Regions from separate parts of the Homo sapiens genome. Here region 1 is linked to region 2. The links are chromatin loops, found by intact Hi-C in ENCODE. Cell type or tissue: body of pancreas. All regions are shown on one strand. Each heading gives the region's core, and the rest is flanking DNA. Links, peaks and the distances in the headings are about the cores only.

Region 1 (2,914 bases), core at 311-2,810, 280 kb after region 2:
CCCACCATCAAAAAAAAAAAATGTGATAAGAGGGGAGGAAAGGAGAAAGAAAACATTGAAAAATAAAGCCTTCCTCATGTGTTCATAGCATTTGTGGGTCTCAGACCATGTTTATACACATCAGTTTTATTTGGGTACTTCCGTTACAAGAGGTTAGAAAATAATTCAATATTATATGACCAGCTCTGTTTATTTATTTTATTTTATTTTATTTATTTGAGACTGAGTTTCACTCTTGTTGCCCAGGCTGGAGTGCAATGGCATGATCTCGGCTCGCCACAACCTCCGCCTCCTGGGTTCAAGCAATTCTCCTGCCTCAGCCTCCTGAGTAGCTGGGATTACAGGCACACGCCACTACACCTGGCTAATTTTGTATTTTTAGGAGAGATGGGGTTTCTCCACGTTGGCCAGGCTGGTCTCAAAGTCCCGACCTCAGGTGATCCGCCCACCCCGGCCTCCCAAAGTGGTGGGATTACAGGCATGAGCCACTGTGCCCAGCCTCTGTAATTTAAATCACAGGCTTTGGAGTCAGATATTCTCAATCCAAATGGCAGAACCAAGCACTCACCTGCTGTGTAAACCTTGGGTGGAATCACAGTCTATGACTTAGTTGCCTCATCTGTAAAATGGAGAAATAACCTCACTCACGTTATATGATGAGTGTGGATATGTATGTAAGATGACGTGTGTGACACATTGGCACAGTACCTAGGACACAGTGAGTACTCGGTAAATACTACTGCTTATTATTATGAAAAGTCTGACAGCAGACCAAGAATGGGAACCAGTTTTCTGCTCAAATTCCTCCAGGCACCTCATTCAGCAGATGTTTGCAGGTTTTAGATAGTCGCATTGGGCTTGTTTTTTGTTTTGGTTGGTTTGAAACAGGGTCTTGCTGTATTTAGGCTGGAGTGTCATAGTGTGATCACAGCTCACTGTAGCCTTGCACTCCTTGGCTCAAGCAATCCTCCCACCTCAGCCTCCTGAGAAGCTAGTACTATAGGTGCACACCATCACGCCCGGCTAATTTTTAAATATTTTGTAGAAATGGGGTCTTGCTATGTAGCTCAAGCTGGTCTTGAACTCCTGGGCTCAAGTGATCCACCCGCCTCGGCCTCCCAAAGTCCTGGGATTACAGGCTTGAGCCACCACACAGCCACACTGGGCTGTTTCTCATGCTCAAAAGTAATGTCTCATCCAGAAGAAATGTTTAGGACAAGGGCTTCCCTGACCTTTGAAAGAGCGTGTTTAATTTCATAATTGGGCAAGTGTGCCCTCATGTGGCAATTCGTGGGTACAGCTTCTGATTTGTGACTAGAAAAATGATGCAGTGACAGCAAGGTGTTCTCCAGGCTCAGTTCAGAAGACTCCAGTTTACAAGTGGGTCTCTGATTCCAAAGGGAGTTGTAAACCTTTGCTTCTGGAACTAATGATACATCTTCTCTCACTGTAATAAACACCGAGGTTAAAAGCCAGCCGGGCACGGTGGCTCATGCCTGTAATCCCAGCACTTTGGGAGGCCGAGGTAGGCGGATCATGAGGTCAGGAGATCGAGACCATCCTGGTTAACACGGTGAAACCCCGTCAGTCTGATGTCGGAAGCCTATTAAATTATTGTCTACTTGCAATAGTCTTAGGTTTCACTCCTGCAAATAATCCTGTTTCACATTATGTTCTAAAAATATCAAAATCCTTGAGACTCCCCCAAACTATGTCTTTCTTGCCCTTGCTTTTAACTCTATTTGAATTTACTTTCTCAAGACCCTTCTTCTCCGTGTGATTTCTACTCATCTATCAAGACCATCTTAGAAGTCATCTCCCTCAGCAACATCCCCAGCCCAGATTAAGCTGTCTGCTACTCCCTGGTTCTCATGACACTTTGCATTTTCTCTGCAAATCCCTATTATGGGCAATTTTTCTTAGCAATGAGCAACTTGGACTAGTGTAAGCCCCATAAAGACAGGGGTCTTTTTGTTTCATCGACATAGCCTTAGCCCCAGCGACAATGCCTGATAGACAAGGGGATATTTGAAAGCACCTGCCACATCAGTGAATTGTTCAGTTTCTTTTTCACACTCCTGGGACCATCTGTAGTACAGTACAAACACTCATATTATCATAAATTTTATTCACTGGAAATACACAGCTACCCATCCTCCAAAACCTGTGTTTGCACATCACGTGGACTTAATAATCTTCTGCCTGCGTCAGCCTTCAAATGCCTGTCCATCTGGATCTCATAGCAGCCCGGAAGTGTTAATACATTAGTCATGAGCTGCTGCAATAGGCAGGTCTCAGTTTCCCCAGAATTGCAGGAAACCCTCCTCTATTTGTCTCAGATAAGTTGCTATCCCTCCACTTCTGCCAACCAACCTCTCCAGTGGCCACTGACTGCTTGGCTCAGAAGCTGAGGTGGGAGAATTGCTTGAGCCTGGCAGGTCAAGGCTGCAGTGAGCTGTGATTGGGCCACTGCACTCCAGCCTGGGTGACACAGTGAGACCCCGTCTCAGAAAAGAAAGAAGAGAAGGAGTGAGGGAAGAATGGAGGAAGGGAAGAAGGAAGGAAGGAGGGAAGGAGGAAAAGAAGGAAGGAGGGAAGGAGGGAAGAAAAGAAGAAGGAAAGGAAAGAAAGGAAGAAAGGAAGGAAAAGAAAGGAAGGAAAAAAGAAAAAGAAAGAAAGAGAAAGAGGAAGGAGAGAGAGAGAGAAAGAAAGAGGGGGGAGGGTGGGGGAGAAAGGAGGAGGGGGAGTGAGGGAGGAAAAAAGGAAGGGAGGGAGGAAGGAAGGGAGGGAGGGAGGGAGGGAGGGGAGGGGGGAGAAAGGTATGGGGGAGAAAGGAAGGGAGGGAGGGAGGGAAAAGAAAAGAAAGACAAAAAATTGAGGTGACACAGCTACAAGACAGGGAACATCAAGGATC
Region 2 (2,914 bases), core at 180-2,679:
AAAAATAAAGCGTGATAGGCAGCCAATGAGGGCTGGTGGTTTGCTCTGGTATGTAGGGTGGCCAAAAATACCCTCTGATAGGGCAACATTTGAGAAGAGACTTGAAGGAGGAAAGGGAGCAGGTAACTGAGCATGCAGGGAAAAAGCATTCCAACCAAGGCAAAAGACACACGTAAAGACCCCAAGGCCACAGGCCTGGAGTATTTGGGCACAGCAAGGAGGCCAGTGTGGCCAGAGCAGGGTAGGCAAGACACTCAAATTACAGGAGAAGAGCTCCAGGGTGCAGCACAGGGTCCCTCTTGTTGGGCTATGTAGCTCTGGGTAAGGATGTGGATTTTACTCTGACTGAGAAAAGGAGCCACTGGAGGTTTCTAGAAGAGAAGGCACCTGATTTGACTTACATTTTTTACAAAAAAAAATTCTCTGGCTGCTGTGAGGAGAATGGGATGTAGCTGGGCGGGAAATAGTCTTTGGAAGTCGTCAAAAGAAACAGGACAACGATGAGGAGGCTGCTACGACAATCTAGGCAATGGCGGCTTGGACTGGGCAGTAGTCACAGAGGCAGATGGAACAGAAAGGCTCTGATGATTGCATTATTTTAGATAAAACGTTGTATTTCATTAGCATTCTTGTTACTTCACTTTTGATGTTGGAAATTTAGGTGGCCCAATGTTTTAAATAAACCTATCACAATCAAACATTTTGAACACTTACTACATCAAACACTATTCTGAGCCTTTTACAGCTATTTATTTTCATTCTCACAGAAACACTTCAAAAAGTCCCAGTTTTCCTACCTATGGGTTGGACAGCCTTGGAGAGTCGTATCTCTTGAGGCCTCTGACCCGTCTTTTGTAGAACAGGGGATTGAGCCAGGTGACCAGAGTCTTTCTAGCGCTACAGTTCTATGACTCTGTGCCTTTTTACAGAATGGAGTCTCAATTTCTCAGAGGCCATCTGTGGAGTTTCTATTTTAGATCATTTCAAAACCAATCACATTCTCATCCCCCTTCTCTCACAGGCCCCCGACAGCCGGGTTCACACAGTCCCACACCTCTTCTGGTGTCCCATATACAATGCCTTCTCCTCAGTACCTGGAGCACAAAAGGGAATTTGACCCCAGGGTATCACTCAAACTTGTTTATCTTGGCATTATATCTAAGGACTAGAAGGTGGACCATGCCCAACAGCCGGCTTCACACAGTCCCACACCTCTTCCAGTGTCCCATATACAATGCCTTCTCCTCAGTACTTGGAGCCCAAAAAGGAATTATATCTAAGGACTAGAAGGTGGACCATGCCCAACAGCCGGCTTCACACAGTCCCATACCTCTTCCAGTGTCCCATACACAATGCCTTCTCCTCAGTACCTGGAGTGCAAAAAGGAATTTCACCCCAGGGTATCAATCAAACTTGTTTATCTTGGCATTATATCTAATGACTAGAAGGTGGACCATGCCATGTCTGTCACTGCTGTTTAGAGCAGGCTTGCAGAGAAGGGGCTGAGACTTACTAGCCCCACCTCCCTTCAGGCCTGCAGAAATGAACAGTAAGCTTTCACAAAAATATGGTTTGCTGGGGACGACTTAGTTAAAAAACAGAAGTTAATCATTTTCTGAAAGACAGTTGGAAAGTTGATCACCGGGTGCAAGGGTTGATTGGAATCTTAGGAAGCAAACCCACAGAGACACCAGGAAGGATGTGGCATCTCTGGTAAACTTGAAACAAGGCATGCACTTACAGGTTCCCTATTATTAACCTCATTTTGGACATAAAGTGGCTGGATTAATTTCCTGTGGCTGCTGTAACAAATCACCATAAACGTAGTAGTTTAAAATGACAGAAATGTATTTTCTGGCAGTTTTGAAGGCCAGAAGTCTGAAGTCTGATAGTATCACTGGGCCCAAATAAAGGTGTTGGCAGGGTACTCCCTCTGTAGGTTCTATAGAAGAAGACATTCCTTGCCTCTTTCAGCTTCTGGTGAGAGCAGGCACTCCTTGGCTTGTGGCTGCATCCCTGCAGCCTTCAACGCCAGCATCTTCAGGTCTCTCTCTGCTCCATCTTCACATCACCTTCTCCTCTGTATGCAGTAAAATCTCCTCCTTCATCCCTCTTATAAGGTACATGTGATTACCTGTAGTGCCTACCCAGATAATCTAGGATAACCTCCCTATCTCATAATACTTAATCACATCTGCAAGGACCTCCCTCCCTTTTTGCTATATCAGGAAATACGCACAGGTTTCAGGGGTTAAGACGTAGATAGATTTTGGGGGGTCATTTTTCTGCCTATCTCAATGACACAGAATATACTCTGAATTTAGACATTAGCATGCTAATGTTCAACTCTCATTAGTAGATGCTGATAAGATCTACTCAAGTGCATCACACCATAAATACTGACTCTCCAGGTCAGACCCATTTTCTCTAAATAGTAAGCCTGAACAAGCCTGCTTGGGATTCAGGGAAACTGCCTAGAGTTTTTCCAAAACCCATAGACCTTGTCTGGTGAAAATGTTGTAGCATATGATTTAATGTTGTAACACAACACAGCACAGGTACTTAGTATTTATGTAATGAATGAGTGAAATAATAAACTCAGAGGCCCTCACAAGCAGAGAGAGGAAGGGGAAAGAAAGTGCTGTGGATATGGGAATTCCACCCACCAGAAATGGAGAATATTATATTTACTATTTTTAAATGATTAGAGGCAAATCTGCACCAATTCTAGAAACTAGAAAAAAAAAAGAGCCTGAACTTACTAAATGCTTTGTATTAGTCTGTTCTCATGCTGCTGACAAGGACATACCCAAGACTGGGTAATTTATAAAGAAAAAGGGCCGGGCGCAGTGGCTCACGCCTGAAATCATAGCACTTTGGGAGGCCGAGGTGGGCAGATCACCTGAGGTCGGAG

The links. A loop is a pair of places that touch in the nucleus more often than their neighbours do. Peaks named below come from ENCODE experiments on the same cell type or tissue, not always from the same donor. Only the 100,000 strongest peaks of a DNase experiment are listed, where the experiment ranks them.
Region 1: it touches region 2 in a loop (3-fold over the local background); 5 of 110 quality-filtered maps call a loop at or near these places.

The regions. Positions count from the first base shown.
Region 1 is chr15:81,105,030-81,107,943 of GRCh38, reverse strand. It overlaps a transcript of CFAP161 not described here. Among named protein-coding and RNA genes, the nearest start is that of CFAP161, 28 kb to the left of the region's middle. In body of pancreas, for the core only: a CTCF peak has its summit at 1,279 (motif pointing left); a DNase peak (open chromatin) is centred at 1,273.
Region 2 is chr15:81,383,838-81,386,751 of GRCh38, reverse strand. The region is part of intron 6 of TMC3-AS1 (TMC3 antisense RNA 1); the gene reads right to left. Among named protein-coding and RNA genes, the nearest start is that of TMC3, 11 kb to the right of the region's middle. In body of pancreas, for the core only: no CTCF peak of the experiment used is centred there; a DNase peak (open chromatin) is centred at 1,191.